Regions from separate parts of the Homo sapiens genome. Here region 2 is linked to region 1. Evidence: chromatin loops called from intact Hi-C (ENCODE). Cell type or tissue: heart right ventricle. All regions are shown on one strand. Each heading gives the region's core, and the rest is flanking DNA. Links, peaks and the distances in the headings are about the cores only.

What was found. A loop is a pair of places that touch in the nucleus more often than their neighbours do. Peaks named below come from ENCODE experiments on the same cell type or tissue, not always from the same donor. Only the 100,000 strongest peaks of a DNase experiment are listed, where the experiment ranks them.
Region 2: a loop joins it to region 1, with 9 times the contacts of the local background. A loop is called at or near these places in 3 of 110 quality-filtered maps.

What each region holds. Positions count from the first base shown.
Region 1 is chr1:14,233,309-14,241,895 of GRCh38, forward strand. It overlaps LOC107985467 (a long non-coding RNA gene), which reads left to right. Exons shown (of 3, transcript XR_001737611.2): 3 at 1-8,587. It also overlaps a transcript of KAZN not described here. Among named protein-coding and RNA genes, the nearest start is that of KAZN-AS1, 180 kb to the right of the region's middle. In heart right ventricle, for the core only: no CTCF peak of the experiment used is centred there; a DNase peak (open chromatin) is centred at 5,363; H3K27me3 peaks cover 395 bases.
Region 2 is chr1:14,283,614-14,292,200 of GRCh38, forward strand. It overlaps LOC124903847 (a long non-coding RNA gene), which reads left to right. Exons shown (of 3, transcript XR_007065475.1): 1 at 1-122; 2 at 221-8,587. It also overlaps a transcript of KAZN not described here. Among named protein-coding and RNA genes, the nearest start is that of KAZN-AS1, 130 kb to the right of the region's middle. In heart right ventricle, for the core only: no CTCF peak of the experiment used is centred there; no DNase peak of the experiment used is centred there; H3K27me3 peaks cover 676 bases.

The DNA.
Region 1 (8,587 bases), core at 381-8,380:
TTTATTTTTGTAGAGACAGTCTCACTATGTTCCCCAGGCTGTTCTTAAACTCCCAGGTTCAAGCAATCCTATTGCTGTGGCCTCCCAAAGCGCTGGGATTGCAGGTGTGAGCCACTGCACTCAGCTTAGTTGCTAAATTCTATATTGATTGCTTGGAAGATTGAATAAGGTAAATTATAAAGCATATAGCAAAAATGGCAAGCACCTGGTAAGTGCCTAATACAGGTTAGCTCCCTCAGGTAAGAATTATCCCCCGGAATATGAAAGCCAAAATCAGCTGACTCTCTGCTTTCAAAGGTTCTGCAATCTCCATAGAGCACCCAGGAAGCAGGAACCTCAGTCCTGTCAAACAGCTTTCTTAATAATGCAAATGCAGGGACACTGATGCAATGTACATACTTTTTAAAGTACTGGTCAGAAAACCTCCACAGTGTGTCTTTTGTATGCAGAGCCCTTCCCTACTGCCTCTGCCAAAAGAGGACATAAATTAAAGACATAGTACCTGACCTTAAGGATCTTGAAAATCAAAACCACAATGAGATACCATCTCACGCCAGTTAGAATGGTGATTATTAAAAAGTCAGGAAACAACAGATGCTGGAGGGGATGTAGAGAAATAGGAACGCTTTTACACTGTTAGTAGGAGTGTAAATTAGTTCAACCATTGTGCAAGACAGTGTGGTGATTCCTCAAGGATCTAGAACCAGAAATACCATTTGACCCAGCAATCCCATTATTGGGTATATACAGAGAGGATTATGAATCATTCTACTATAAAGACACATGCACACGTATGTTTATTGCAGCACTGTTCACAATAGCAAAGACCTGGAACCAACCCAAATGCCCATCAATGATAGACTGGATAAAGAAAATGTGGAACATATATACCATGGAATACTATACTATGCAGCCATAAAAAAGGATGAGTTCATGTTCTTTGCAGGGACATGGATGAAACTGGAAACCATCATTCTCAGCAAACTAACACAAGAACAGAAAACCAAACACTGCATGTTCTCACTCATAAGTGGGAGTTGAACAATGAGAACACATGGACACAGGGAGGGGAACATCACACACCGGGGCCTGTTAGGGGATGGGGGGCTAGGGGTGGGATAGCATTAGGAGAAATACCTAATGTAGATGACAGGTTGATGGGTGCAGCAAACCACCATGGCATGTGTATACCTATGTAACAAACCTGCACGTTCTGCACATGTACCCCAGAACTTAAAGTATAATAATAATAATAATAAAAGCACACATAGGTGAAGAGTGAGAACATTCCAAACTAATTTTCCAATTGAACATGAAGATCTGTGCAAGGTGTGGGGGTGGTGGAGGTGATGGTTGAAGTGGGTGGAGCATGGGTAGCAGAGTCAATGACAAGTTGGGATAAACCTTCCTGGACTAAATTTGTGCCAAATCTGGAAGGTGATGAATCTGAGTTAGCTAAAGCAAAGGAGAGCTTTTTGAAAAATTGCCTATGCAACCTTTTGGCAAAGCAGGTTGGCATATGTAGTAAGAACCTTTCAGATATGTATACTCAGGTTCTAGAATTCCACTGCTGCAATTCTATCTGGTTGAAGGAATCTTCAAAATGGAAAAAGCTTCACTGCTGGTGGAATTACAAAATGATGCAGCCACTTTGGAAAATAGTTTGGTAGCTCCTGAAAATGTTAAATAGCTAGTTACTGTATGACCCAGCAATTCCACCCACACATACATATCCCCAAAGAATTGCGGTGTATATCCGTGTGAAAACTTATGCACAGATGCTCACAGCAGCATTATTCATAATAGCCAAAAAGTGGAAACAAAAATGACATCAGCTGATGAATGGACATACAAAATGTAGTATAACGACACAATGAAATATTATTCATCCATAAACAAAATGTGGTATAACCACACAATGAAATATTATTCATCCATAAACAAAATGTGATATAACCACACAATGAAATATTATTCATCCATAAAAAAGGATGAACTACTATAACATGGATGAAGCTTGACAACATTACACAAAGTAAAAGAAGCAAGTCATATAAAGCCACGTATTATATGATTTCATTTATGCGAATGGTCTAGGATAGATAAATTCATAGTCAGAAAGCAGATTAGTGGTTGTCAGCGGAGGGGGGATGTAGGGAGTGACCACTATTAGGTAAGGGGTTTCTTTTGGGGATAGCAAAAAAGAAGCTTCTAAAATGGGATAGTGCTGATGGCCGCACAACTCTGAATACACTAAAAACGTCTGATTTGTCACTTTAAAAGGGTGAATTTTGTGGTACGTGAATTATATCTCAATAAAGCAGTTGTAAAAAATAGAAAAATGTTTTATGCATAAAGATGACATAGTGACATTCTTTCTAAGACTGAAGAATTGGAAACAATCTAGATGTCAGTCACAGTAAAGTCTGAAAATACTATGGCCACTGGATGGACTCTTAGGCATCCATTTAAATAATTGTTGATGCGAATGACAAGAGTCCCTTCTGGCTTTATTGCTGGAAACAGCACCCTTCTTAGCAATCCAGTCTCTTTTTGAGCAACTCTCCACGGTCTTGTACAGGCACAGGAGCAGCTTTTTGGGTTGTGTTTGTTTTGTCTCATGCAGGTTTCTCACCCCTACCCCACGTTGCCCTGACTGCTTTTCAATGAGCAAAGCTCTGTCATCATTACTCCTCCATTCTTAGGAGAGAAGACGCCTTATCTAATATCATCCTAAAAAACAACACAGCTCCTTCCCCTTAATTTCCAGAATACAAGAAAGATAAAAATCCTACTTTTAATGATATTTTCTTCAGATGTAGGGACAATGGGAAGAAAGTCCTATACAGATGATAATTTTCCTCTCCCACCCTGGGCCAGTCCACCCTAAGTGGCTTTAGGCTCCAGCTCCTGCCTGACTTCCCTTTTGCCTTCATCTGGTTTTATCTGGCAGAGGGAGGTGTGAAGGTTCTTTCAGGGTTGGGATTAAAGGCTCAGCTGACTCACAGATCCTGAGATGGAAGGGAGGGTTTCGCCCCTCTTCCTAGTCCAACATCTGCTGCCCAGGTCTTCCTCTTGTGCAGTAGGATTGACTTCTTCTGAAGATAACTCAGGGTAGGAAAATCCATTCTCTTCCTTTCATGGGACCACAGAGGCCTGGCCGGGGCTTCCCTCAGGCTGCTCCTCAAATGCAGGCTACTTCATGCACTGACCAGGAACAGACCAGAGCAAAGCTCTGTTCTGCTTCATCCAGCCCCTTTCAGGTACTTTCCCTCAAGGATGACTTGAAGCTAATTTCATCCATGATCATATTGCATAAAACGTATCGGCCAGGCACAGTGGCGCATGCCTGTAATCCCAGCACTCTGGGAGGCAAGGGTGGGTAGATTGCTTGAGCCCAGGAGTTTGAGACCAGCCTGGGCAACATGGAAAAACCTGGTCTCTATTAAAAAACAACAACAACAAAAGAGCCGGGTGTGGTGGTATGCACCTGTAGTCCCAGCTACATAGGTGGCTGAGGTGGCCAGATTGATTGAGCCCAGAAAGTCAAGGCTTCCATGAGCCATGATCACACCACTGCACTCCAGCCTGGGTGACGGAGCAAGACCCTGTCCCCCAAAATAAAGTATTAATAAAGAGAAGTGTTATTGAAATAACATTAAAGAAACAAAATCAACAATCACATATAAACAATGAAAATAAACTAACCTACAGGGGCATATGCCTGCATTCTATATACCAAAAGATGATCAGAAAATGCCTTTTTCTGTTTTGCAACATTGTCCTCACTAGTTAGGTACTAAGTGTGACCCTTTTAAGGTTCATCTTTAAGGGAGGAGGAGTGGCGAGTGTGAACACCTTTCAGCATCTCACTCTCTGATCTTCAGGGGTTGCTCTTATTCTTAACGTGAAAACTGTACTCAGTAGATAAGAAACAGACAAGGAGAATATTCCCGAATCTCAGGAGTGCTCTGGACTGAAGGGCCAGCGTATTTCCCCATTAACATGATTGTTAATAGCTGAGGAGTGAGCAAGGCCCAGCTGGCCCCTGAGTACCAATTGCTTAGGAAACAAATTGCAAAGAGATCAGACCTTGGCTTTCAATCATTGCCTCGTCACATGAAATCATTTCATGCATTCACTGGTCTCTGGACTGTTTCATTTCCAAACTCATTTGGAGAGTTTTAGTGTGCAGATACTCTTCTCTGAGTATCTTTCACTTAGGCACACCCTCTCCCTGGCAATGAGAGAGAATACTCTGTTATAATGCAGCATAAATCACCTGTGAACGTGCTAGAGAAAATCATTACAGAATAGGTTGGTGTAATCAATATAATGAAATAATTCAAGCAGATTATTGACGCAGCAAACATTTATTAAGGACCTACTGAGTGCAAGGCCATAGGGATATAAAGATGAATGTTACATCCTGGGATTCCCAGTAGCTCATAGTGGGTTGAACCAGAGCCCTGGCAGGTCACGGACTGTATCATGACAGTAAGAACAGAAACGACAAGGTCCAAGAAGCCCACATGGGAATTCAGCTGTGCCACATGCAGGCTGTGTGTCTCTGGCTATGGGAATCCATTCTACCCTAGAGAGTTCTTCTTCCAATTTATAAAATCAGGTACTAAGCTCATTAACTTTCGGCCTTTCTTCTTTTCTAATATGCAAAGTTAAGGCTATACATTTCTCTCTAGTAGCCTCCAATTTTTTTCAATGACATTTTTTAACAGCTTTATTGAGATAAAATTCACATACCATACAATTCAGCCATTTGAAGTGTACAATTCATGGTGTTGAGTATATTCACAGAGTTATGCAGCCATCACCACAGTCAATGTAGTACCTGCCTTGTAAGGCCATTTTTGAGGATTAAATGAGATAATCTAGGTAAGCAGTAGACCCAATGCCAGACACTTAGTGGGTGTTTCTCTGCTGGTTTTTGTTCATGCTGCTGTGGTTGGTGCTGGGGCTGGCATCATGGAAGGCTGGAAGGAGTAGGTGATGGGACCAAATGAGAAGGAAAAGAAACATGTGAGACCCACTGTCTGGGTGTCCTCTCCAGATGGGAGTGACAGACTGTCATTATTAGCTGCTAGTGGATTCTTTTCCGGCCCTCATATCGAGCCAAGTGAATTCAGTTAACAGGAGTCATTTGGGACTGGGTTGGGTGGGTTAAATTCAGAACTGATTATCATCAGGCCTGGTGGTCACATACCAACATGTTAACAAACAAACAAGCAACAACACGCTTATCCGATGAACAATAGCTATGCTAAATTTAGCTCCTCTTGGCCATCCGGGCTGGAGCCCATGAGAGGCCAGACATCTCTCTGGATGCTTATTTGCTAAAGCACTACAGCTGGCCCTCAGAGGGTACTTGGCCAAGCCCAATGAGCTGCTCCGGAGGGGTGTTGCAATCCTGATGGGGAAAGGATGGAGGACCTGGACTTTTCCAATTTCAGTAGAGCCACGGCATCACACACAGCACTGACGTGTGTTTGCATCACCAGCACAAACACCACCATTTCATTTATTTCATTTGTTACCCTGGGCAGAGGAACAATGCATTCTTAAGTCTGACTGTTTTAAATGGCAAACACGTTCTTGAAGCTGTCACTTCTATGTACACCCAGATAGCTGAGGACTGTGGTTTCATTTGTACTGGGATTGTGATGACTTTCATGTTGCATGAAAACTTTGGCTATAATATCACAGATTCTCTTGGAATTTCAAATTAATAGTTTCCTCTCTCTTTCTTTCTGGCACAAAATGGCTGAACTGCATGTTCTCCAGTCAAAAAGAAAGATTACGTAAGCCAAAAACCTCCCCTCATTTTCCGTAAGTCATGCTTTTGTTTTAATATAGCATTGATCATATGCTTTAGTGGACAAGGGCACACAGAGGTGATGCTTTGCCTCTAGTCTTCTGCAAAATTGCAATTTTAAATCATTCTTGTTTTTCTGTTATCACCCCAAAAGTTTTTTAAGAGGCTGGTTTACGTGGCATCATTTTCTCTGCATTATTGCTGTCAACTTACCAAGCTCTCTGAGTCTGGGGACCTGAAATCTAAAGAGGAAACTAAAGAGTTTGAGCTGACTTTTGTTTTACTTGGCAGTAAATTATACACATAAGTTGGGTTTCTTTTTTTTTTTTTTTTTTTTTTGAGGTGGAGTTTCACTCTTGTTGCCCAGGCTGGAGTGCAATGGCGCAATCTCGGCTCACTGCAACTTCTGCCTCCCGGGTTCAGGCGATTCTCCTGCCTCAGCCTCCCGAGTAGCTGGGATTACAGGCATGTGCCACCATGCCTGGCTAATTTTGTATTTTTAGTAGAGACAGGGTTTCTCCATGTTGGTCAGGCTGGTCTCGAACTCCCGACCTCAGGTGATCCATGTGTCTCAGCCTCCCAAAGTGCTGGGATTACAGGCATGAACCACCACACCCAGCAAGTTGGGGTTCTATAGATCATTCATTTTTAGACCAACTGAGTGTGATTTTGCCTGCTTGGAGACATTTTTGGTTGCCACAACCAACAATGGGTGGGAAGAGATGGTGCTGCTGGCATTTAATGGGTAGAGGCCAGTGACATTGCTAAGTGTGATACAATGCCCAGGACAGCAGCTCTCCCTTGCCTCAACAAAGATGTACCCAGCCCCAAATATTTGTAGTGCTGAGCTTTAGATTGAGTTGTGTATCAGACTAGAGGATGTCTACGGAGATTTGGGGCAAAGGCCTTGACTGTCTATTTGCTATCCTTTGTCTCAGAGCCTTAGCTTGATGAAATTTAGTCTTGTAGACAGGCTGTATGGTCCAATGTTCAGAGCATAGACTTTGAATCCAAGAGGCCTGGACCTAGGCTGAAAGATACCAGTGACAAAACTCACAGATCTCAGCCATTTTCTTATACACAAACTATATCAGCAGATAAAAGGAAACAAGGCCTGGGAAGACAGAGGGAACATGTGGTGAGGTCAGCTCCCTGGTACTTGGGACCTCCTGTGCCCACGCGACACCTCTGTGTGCCTAGACAGGGGAGCCCACACTGTCCATAGGCTCCAGGCATGTGCAGCCCCCATGGGGAAGACACCATTGCAGTAGGACAGCACCTGGATTTTGGTGCCACTTTCTGCTTCCACCAGGAGGTCACACCAGGGGGCCTTGCTCAGTTCCTCTTTCTGCTCCTCGTGGGTTGTGCCCAGGAAGGGGGATGATGACAACAGCCAGGCCCAAATATCCCCAAATTAAGGGGTAACTGGGCTTCAGCAGCATCTACTCCATCCCCCAAGATCCCCACTGCTGCTTCTGGGACCTGCTTATCAGCATCCACAAGCTCAGTCACTAAGTAAGGCTGTCACTCTGCTACTTGGAAAACCACATCTCTTGGGCCTTTTGTCCAAATCTGGGATCTCAAAATTCTTTCTGGGCCATAGCTGCACCGGGTCACTATTCTACACCTATGTCACAGGCTGTGAAATCTTCTATATTGGAGCCAGCTTTGTAGGATTTCAGAATGTTCCACTTCTGTTGGCTCAGGGGCTTTGCAGGGGCATGGGAGGGAGTTAGAGAGGTACCACCAAGTCCATTTCCTGAGTTTAAATACCCACCCCACCGAACTGGGGTTGTGACCTTCAGCAAGATTGTGTTCTATTTTAGTTTGTTTTAAACTTCTTCAAGTCTTCATTGTCTCATCTGTAAAGTGAGGATCACAATGGGATCCCACTTCTAAGGTAGGTATGAAAATTAAATGCAGTCCTGAATGCCACGTGCTTAGCTCAAGTCCCAGCTAAATGGAGGCTACAGAGGACATTGGGTGAAACCACACCTTTCTTATCTTGTTGATGGTCCCAACAACCTTGGGTGGGGCAGCCTCTTTTGTCTCCCTCATTGGGCAGTTACAGAAAGCTACACCTGAGAGGTCACACATCTAGGAAGTAGAAGAACCTGAACTAGAACCCAGGACTCTGGATCTTCCCAGGCTCTGGCCTCCACTGAAGGTGTGAAAGTCAATAGCAATTAGGTGGCTGCCCCATTCATTGACATCAGGGCACTGGAAGGTCTGACTCTCCTCCTCTTCCTTCACCAGACAAAAGAGTCTCCTCTCTCTCTCTCCTACTGGCCCTGAATAGCTCATATTGTCTCTTTTGGATTAAGACACTGGAGACAAATCTTAAATGCACATTTCATTTGGAAGCCAGAAACAGACATATAATAACAATAGTTGTTAATGAAAGGACTTAGCATTCATTTCTTCACTATTTCTGGCACACCTACTGTGAGCCAGCCACGGTGCTGTTCCCTACCCATGTTTTGGCTTACTGACTCCTTCCTGTCCTTGGTGGGTAATGCACATTGCCATCCTTCCCATTTCACAGATGAGGAGAGAGAGGCTCAAAGAGGTACTTGAGCAAGACCATAGTCAGGAGGAGATATGCTGTATTGAAGAGGACTCAACTGGCCTCTGAAAGAAACTTTGAATTGCTGACGTGTGTCAGAAAATAAAAGAAGTTGATTTTCATAATATCTGTCTCTTAAAAAAATTCCAACTTTCTGAGAGCAGAGTATGATGTTTGCTTTCTACTATCCT
Region 2 (8,587 bases), core at 439-8,438, 50 kb after region 1:
TGGGAACCCTTATACGTTGCTGGTGGGAATGCAAAATGGTGCGACCCCTTTGGGAACAATCTGCCAGTCCCTTGAAAGGTTAAACACAAAGTCACCATATAGCCCAGAAATTCTACTCCTAGGTATGTACCCAAGAGAATTGAAGACCTATATCCATCATTAACATATACAGGTATGAAAACCTGTATAAAAATGTTTATAGCAGCATTTCTCATTATAGGCAACGAGTGGAAACAACCCAAAGTCCATCAACTGACAAGCAGGTAAATAAAATGTCAGCTTTCAATATAATGAAATAGTGTTTGACCATAAAAAGGAATGAGTACTGATACACCCTACAATGTGGATGAGCCTCGGAAACATTATGCTAAGTGAAATAACCCAGACACAAAAGACCATACATTATATGATTCCACTTATACAAAATGTCCAGAACCAGAAACCCATAGATAGAGAAAATAGATCAGTAACTGCCTAGGGTGGGGATGGGAGATCGGGGCTGGGGGGAGCAAAGAAAATGAGGGGGGAATGGGGAGTGATTTTTAATGCATAAGGGGTTTCTTTTGGAGTGATAAGAATGTTCTAGCATAATTGATTGTGGCTGCGCAATCTGTAAATATACTAAAAATATTGTATATTTTAAGCAGGTGAATTGTATGAGATTTGAATTATATCTCAATAAAGTTGTTATTACAGAGGAAAACGAAATGGAAGTGATGCATGAGCTGGTTGCTGAGGACTAAGTGGCAGTCAGCAAGGGAGAGGAAAGGAGCTTCCCAGGCAGCCGTAACAGCCTGTGCAAAGTCCCTGTGGCAGGAGAGAATGTGGTGAGCCCCGGGTTCCAAAAGGCAACTCGTGGGGCTGAAACCTAGAAAGGGATGGAGAGCAAGGAGTGAGAGGATGATGGACAGCAAATAGGGGAAAGATTCTGTTGGACTTTGCAGGCCAGAAAATGAGTGTTGTCTTTATTCTCAGAGTAAGGGAAACTGTTTGCAGGAAATGACTGTCAGATTTACTTTATGAAAAATTGGGCTTCACTGCAGCATGGAGAATGGATCAGACAGAAGGTAGAGTGGAAAGGAAAGGACCACTGGGAGACCATAGAGCAGCCCAGGTGACAGTGACAAATGTCATCAGGAGTTTAGGATCATCACACATACCTTGAGAAGTAAGTACGTCAGCAATTGTCATCTTCATTTGCTGCATTGAGAAACGAAGTGGCTTCATGTGAGGCTATTGGGCAAGTTAGTACCAGAGATGGGTCTCTCTGTTTTACTCTTACAAATCTTCCCTACAGCCCAAAACACTGGGTCTTTTCTCTGGGCTCTTGGCAAGTGCCAAGTTAGCATTTGTTTTGCCCCCTACTCTCCAGAGAACATGGACGTACTTTTCCTCCCCCTGGGTTGCTGAAAGTAAAAAATGCAACAACACTAAATACTCAAGCATGTGGTCTGGAGACACAGGTCTCCATCTAAATCCACCACTGATTACCTGTGACCTGAGGCCTAATCTCTCTCTGTCTCAAGTGCCCAGTCGGTAAAGTGTTGCATAGAGTAGTCCCAAGTTTAGAGGATTGTTGGGAGAATTTAGTAAAACCATCTCACTAACAGCTTAGAACAAAGCCTAGTGTATATAAACTACTCAATAAGTATTGGCCATTATTATCCTTTTCAGAATTATTATTACTTTGAACAAAGAGTAAACAGAGAACACTAGACATTCTCCTCACATCCCAGTCTCTGGAGGCTTTGGCAGTCTATTGGTTCCTCTCTGAGCAAAACTGTCTTCCTAACATCTGTGCACAATGGCCCAACATCTGGCCCTGAGAACTGGCCAAGACTGAGGCTCAGGAGCCTGGTGCTCTAGGGTGAGATAGCATGTGGATCCAATGTCCCTGACCTAGCACATGCAGTGTTTGTCTTCTTTGCAACAGTTGTGTATTTCCTGTGGAATTCGAAGGCTGTCTCTCAATGCCTACTCGCCACTTTATCCATACCCAAACATGGCATCAGCCTGGCTCCTTGGATGTGACCCACTCAGTTGCACAGGGCCCTGTGCTTGGAAAGCCCTTGCACTTTGTCCATTGCTCTGATCTCACCATTTGGAAATTCTTAATAGTTCTTGAGCCAAGGTGCCTTCATATTCCTTTTGCACTGGGCCCTGCAGATTATATAGCAAATCCTGCAATGTAGCCCCTTCTACTACAGCAAGTAAACGGCATGGTGGTGTGGGAGATCATCCAAGAGCTGACTTGGAGTCAGCAACGAGAGCCTGGTACTGGCTGTGGCCGTGGGCCTGTCTGTGGGCTTCTAAGCAATCACAGGAGATAGATGGTTAAGACTAAAGACGCCATATCAAGAATGCACAGGGGCTCAAGAACTACACCCTTGTTCCCTCTCTTACGCTGCTCAATGCTCTAGTTTCTCTTCAGGCTAAGTACAAGGACCATGTCTGTATTAGTTTGCTGGAATTGCCATTAAAAGTACCACACACTGCGTGGCTTGAACAACAGAAGTATGTCATCTCACAGTTCTGGAGGCTGGAAGTCCAAGATCAAGGCATTGGTAGGGTTGGTTTTTTCTGAAGACACTCTTTTTAGCTTGTAGATGGCTACATTCTCCCCGTGTCTACACACTTCTTCTGTGTGTTTCTGCATTCTTATCTCCTTGTCTTCCAAGGACACCAATCCTATCAGATCAGGACCCACCCTAGTGACCTCATGTTAAATTAATTAGCTCTTTAAAGACCTTATCTCCAAATACAGTTACATTCTGAGTTCCCCAGGGTCAGGACTTCAAGTGGCACTAAGGACAAGCCAGGCAAGAGGTCAGGCTCTGCAATCCCAGTTCTGAATTTTCACATCTGTAAACTGGAGGTACTTTCTAGGACTACTGTAAGGATTAGACCATCCATGTACAGCATTTAGTACAGTCACACTTAATAAATATTAGCCATTATTACACACTATCTACAACTCTCACCTCATACTGTTAATACCATTAATTCAGTCTTAGAATTATGTATAAATAATTCCTCTGCAGCTATGCAGCTTCCAGAAGAAAGCTCTAAGCCCACTTTGTAGACATACCCAGGTCCCCTAGATTAACATCCCCAGGTAGCCCAAATTCTTGATGTAACACAAAATTCACCTGACTTTCTTGGTGGGGTGCTTAGAACTATAACACTCATAACTTGAATTTTCTGTATGCTAGTCTTAATTTTTAGTCTTTAAATTTGTAGGCCTGTGGCTATTTTCATAATCTTGGCTGCACACATTTATGTAAACTGTGCTAATGAAATTCAACTACTTTATAGTGTGTGTGGGGAGAGGAGCCTATTTCTCCTAAGAAGCCATATATGAATTGAGGGAAAATTTAATTTGATGAGAGCAGTTGGAACTACAATTGAGTTTTGTATATGCTAATATTTTTATTAGTGCTTGTAAAACCAGCTAATGACTTGGAAAGTGAGTGAGATTTCATGCTCTCCAGGTGAGCCTATGATAATAGGAGCCACGGGTTAGGGAAATCCACTGACCTCCAGAACTTTTAGAGACATTTAGTTCCATTACCTTGACACCGTTTTACATTTTATGACAGATACTGTAGGCTGGTTCACCCAACATCCATTGCCTTTTCTGATTCCCTTCCCACTTGTCTTTCTCTGCACTCATCTATTTTCTCATTCTCCCTTGCACCTAGAGGTAATCATGTGACACTATTCTGACCAGTGAGGCCACAGCAGAAACCTGGGCATAATGCACCTAGGAATGGGTCCTTCACATCCCTTGTAAGTTGGATTCCTAGGTATTTTATTCTCTTTGTAGCAATTGTGAATGGGAGTTCACTCATGATTTGGCTCTCTGTTTGTCTGTTATTGGTGTATAGGAATGCTTGTGATTTTTGCACATTGATTTTGTATCCTGAGATTTTGCTGAAGTTGCTTATCAGCTTAAGGAGATTTTGGGCTGAGACAATGGGATTTTCTAAATATACAATCATGTCATTTGCAAACAGGGACAATTTGACTTCCTCCTCTCCTAATTGAATACCCTTTATTTCTTTCTCTTGCTGATTGCCCTGGCCAGAACTTCCAACACTATGTTGAATATGAGTGGTGAGAGAGGGCATCTCTGACTTGTGCCAGTTTTCAAAGGGAATGCTTCTAGCTTTTGCCCATTCAGTATGATATTGGCTGTGGGTTTGTCATAAATAGTTCTTCTTATTTTGAGATATGTTCCACAAAACTTAGTTTATTGAGAGTTTTCAGCATGAAGGGCTGTTGAATTTTGTTGAAGGCCTTTTGTGCATCTGTTGAGATAATCATGTGGTTTTTGTTGATGGTTGTGTTTATGTGATGGATTACATTTATTGATTTGCATATGTCGAACCAGCCTTGCATCCCAGGGATGAAGCCAACTTGATCATGGTGGATAAGCTTTTTGATGTGCTGCTGGATTCAGTTTGCCAGTGTTTTATTGAGGATTTTCACATCGATGTTCATCAGGGATATTGGTGTAAAATTCTCTTTTTTTGTTGTGTCTCTGCCAGGCTTTGATATCAGGATGATGCTGGCCTCATAAAATGAGTTAGGGAGGATTCCCTCTTTTTCTATTGATTGGAATAGTTTCAGAAGGAACGGTACCAGCTCCTCTTTGTATCTCTGGTAGAATTTGGCTGTGTATCCATCTGGTCCTGGACTTTTTTTGGTTGGTAGGCTATTAATTATTGCCTCAATTTCAGAGCCTGTTATTGGTCTATTCAGAGATTAAATTTCTCCTAGTTTAGTCTTGGGAGGGTGTATGTGTCCACGAATTTATCCATTTCTTCTAGACATTCTAGTTTATTTGCCTAGAGGTGTTTATAGTATTCTCTGATGGTAGTTTGTATTTCTGTGGGATCAGTGGTGATATCCCCTTTGTCATTTTTTGTTGCGTCTATTTGATTCTTCTCTCTTTTCTTCTTTATTAGTCTTGCTAGTGGTCTATCAATTTTGTTCATCTTTTCAAAAAACCAGCTCCTGGATACATTGATTATTTGAAGGGTTTTTTTGTGTCTCTCTATCTCCTTCAGTTCTGCTCTGATCTTCGTTATTTCTTGCCATCTGCTAGCTTTTGAATGTGTTTGCTCTTGCTTCTCTAGTTCTTTTAATTGTGATGTTAGGGTGTGCATTTTAGATCTTTCCTGCTTTCTCTTGTGGGCATTTAGTGCTATAAATTTCCCTCTACACACTGCTTTAAATGTGTCCCAGAGATTCTGGTGTGTTGTGTCTTTGTTCTCATTGGTTCCAAAGAACGTCTTTATTTCTGCCTTAATTTCGTTATGTACCCAGTAGTCATTCAGGAGCAGGTTGTTCAGTTTCCATGTACATGTGTGGTTTTCAGTGAGCTTCTTAATCCTGAGTTCTAATTTGATTGCACTGTGGTCTGTGAGACATTTTGTTGTGATTTCTGTTCTTTTACATTTGCTGAGGAGTGCTTTACTTCCAACTATGTGGTCAATTTTGGAATAAGTGTGATGTGATGCTGAGAAGAATGTACATTCTGTTGATTGGGGTGGAGAGTTCTGTAGATGTCTATTGGGTCTGCTTGGTGCAGAGCTGGGTTCAAGTCCTGGATATCCTTGTTAACCTTCTGTTGCATTGATCTGTCTAATATTGACAATGGGGTGTTAAAATCTCTCATTATTATTGTGTGGGAGTCTAAGTCTCTTTGTAGGTCTCTAAGGACTTGCTTTATGAATCTGGGTGCTCCTGTATTGGGTGCATATATATTTAGGATAGTTAGGTCTTCTTGTTGAATGGATCCCTTTACCTTTATGTAATGGCCTTCTTTGTCTCTTTTGATCTTTGTTGGTTTAATGTCTGTTTTATCAGAGACTAGGATTGTAACTCTGCCTTTTTTTTTTTACTTTCCATTTGCTTGGCAGATCTTCTTCTATCCCTTTATTTTGAGCCTATGTCTCTGCACATAAGATGGGTCTCCCGAATATAGCACACTGTTGGGTCTTGACTCTTTATCCAACTTGCCAGTCTGTGTCTTTTAATTGAGGCATTTAGCCCATTTACATTTAAGGTTAATATTGTTATGTGTGAGTTTGATCCTGTCATTATGATGTTAGCTGGTTATTTTGCCTGTTAGTTGATGTAGTTTCTTCATAGCATCGATGGTCTTTACACTTTGGCATGTTTTTGCAGTGGCTGGTACCAGTTGTTCCTTTCCATGTTTAGTGCTTCCTTCAGGAGCTCTTGTAAGGCAGGCCCGGTGGTGACAAAATCTCTCAGCGTTTGTTTGTAAAGCATTTTATTTCTCCTTCACTTATGAAGCTTAGTTTGGCTGGATATGAAATTCTGGATTGAAAATTCTTTTCTTTAAGAATGTTGAATATTGGCCCCCACTCTTTTCTGGCTTGTAGAGTTTCTGCTGAGAGATCTGCTGTTAGTCTGATGGGCTTCCCTTTGTGGGTAACCCGACCTTTCTCTCTGGCTGCCCTTAACATTTTTTCCTTGATTTCAACCTCGCTGAATCTGACAATTATGTGTCTTGTGGTTGCTCTTCTCGAGGAGTATCTTTGTGGTGTTCTCTGTATTTCCTGAATTTGAATGTTGGCCTACTTTGCTAGGTTGGGTATTATCTCCTGGATAATTTCCTGCAGAGTGTTTTCCAATTTGGTTCCATTCTCCCCGTCACTTTTAGGTACACCAATCAAACACAGATTTGTCTTTTCACATAGTCCCATATTTCTTGGAGGCTTTGTTCATTTCTTTTTATTCTTTTTTCTCTAAACTTCTCTTCCTGCTTTATTTCATTAATTTCATCTTCCATCACTGATACCCTTTCTCCCACTTGATCGAATTGGCTATTGAAGCTTGTGCGTGCCTCATGTAGTTCTTGTGCCATGATTTTCAGCTCCATCAGGTCATTTAAGGTCTTCTCTACACTGTTTGTTCTAGTTAGCCATTTATCTAATCTTTTTTCAAGGTTTTCAATTTCCTTGCGATGGGTTTGAACATCCTCCTTCAGCTTGGAGAAGTTTGTTATTACCGACCTTGTGAAGCCTACTTCTGTCAGCTTGTCAAAGTCATTCTCCGTCCAGCTTTGCTCCATTGCTGGCCAGGAGCTGAGATTCTTTGGAGGAGAAGAGGCACTCTGGGTTTTAAAATTTTCAGCTTTTCTGCTCTGGTTTCTCCCCATCTTTGTGGTTTTATCTACCTTTGGTCTTTGATGTTGGTGAACTACAGATTGGGTTTTGGTGTGGATGTCCTTTTTGTTGATATTGGTGCTATTCCTTTCTGTTTGTTAGTTTTCCTTCTAACAGTCAGGTCCCTCAGCTGCAGGTCTGTTGGAGTTTGCTGGAGGTCCACTCCAGACCCTGTTTGCCTGGGTATCACCAGCAGAGGCTGCAGAACAGCAAATATTGCTGCCTGATCCTTCCTCTGGAAGCTTCATCCCACAGGAGCACCTCCCTGTATGAGGTGTCAGTCGGCCCCTACTGGGAGATGCCTCCCTGTTAGGCTACATGGGGGTCAGGGACCCACTTGAGGAGGCAGACTGTCTGTTCTCAGAGCTCAAACACCATGCTGGGAGAACCACTGCTCTCTTCAGAGCTGTCAGACAGGGATGTTTAAGTCTGCAGAAGTTTCTGCTGCCTTTTGTTCAGCTATGCCCTGCCCCCAGAGGTGGAATCTACAGGAGCAATAGGCCTTGCTGAGCTCCCGTGGCCTCCATCCAGTTCGAGCTTCCCTGGCCGCTTTGTTTACCTACTCATGCCTCAGCATGGTGGACACCCCTCCCCCAGCCAGGTTGCCGCCTTGCAATTTGATCTCAGACTGCTGTGCTAGCAGTGAGCAAGGCTCCATAGGCGTGGGACCTGCCGAGCCAGGCATGGGACATAATCTCCTGGTGTGCCTTTTGCTAAGACCTTTAGAAAAGTGCAGTGTTTGGGTGGGAGTGTCTCAATTTTCTAGATACAGTCTGTCATGGCTTCTCTTGGCTAGGAAAGGGAAATCCCTTGACCCCTTGCACTTCCTGGGTAAGGTGATGCCCTGCCCTGTTTCAGCTCACCCTCCATGGGCTGCACCCACTGCCCAACCAGTCCCAAAGAGATGAACCAGGTACCTCAGTTGGAAATGCAGAAATCACCTGTCTTCTGCATAAATCACACTGGGAGCAGCAGACCAGAGCTGTTCCTATTTGGCCATCTTGGAACGAATCGATTGATCTAATGGTTTTATAAGGGGCTTTTCCCCCTGTGCTTGGCAGTTCTCTCTCCTGCTGCCATTTGGAGAAGGATGTGTTGCTTCTCCTTCTACCATGATTGTAAGTTTCCTGAGGCCTCCTCAGTCATGCAAAACTGTGAGTCAATTAAACCTCTTTTCTTTATAAATTACCCAGTCTCGGGTATTTCTTCATAGCAGCTTGAGGATGGACTAATACAGACCCCCTGTAATTTTTTTGCTTAAAGTCACACTTTCCGAGAACCTAGGGGCAACATTAAGTGATGACTTATAGTATGTTGTATGTATGCTCTGTGTATGTGTGTATGTCATATGTGCGTATAGTTTTGTCTGCTGACATTGCTCTGTGCTG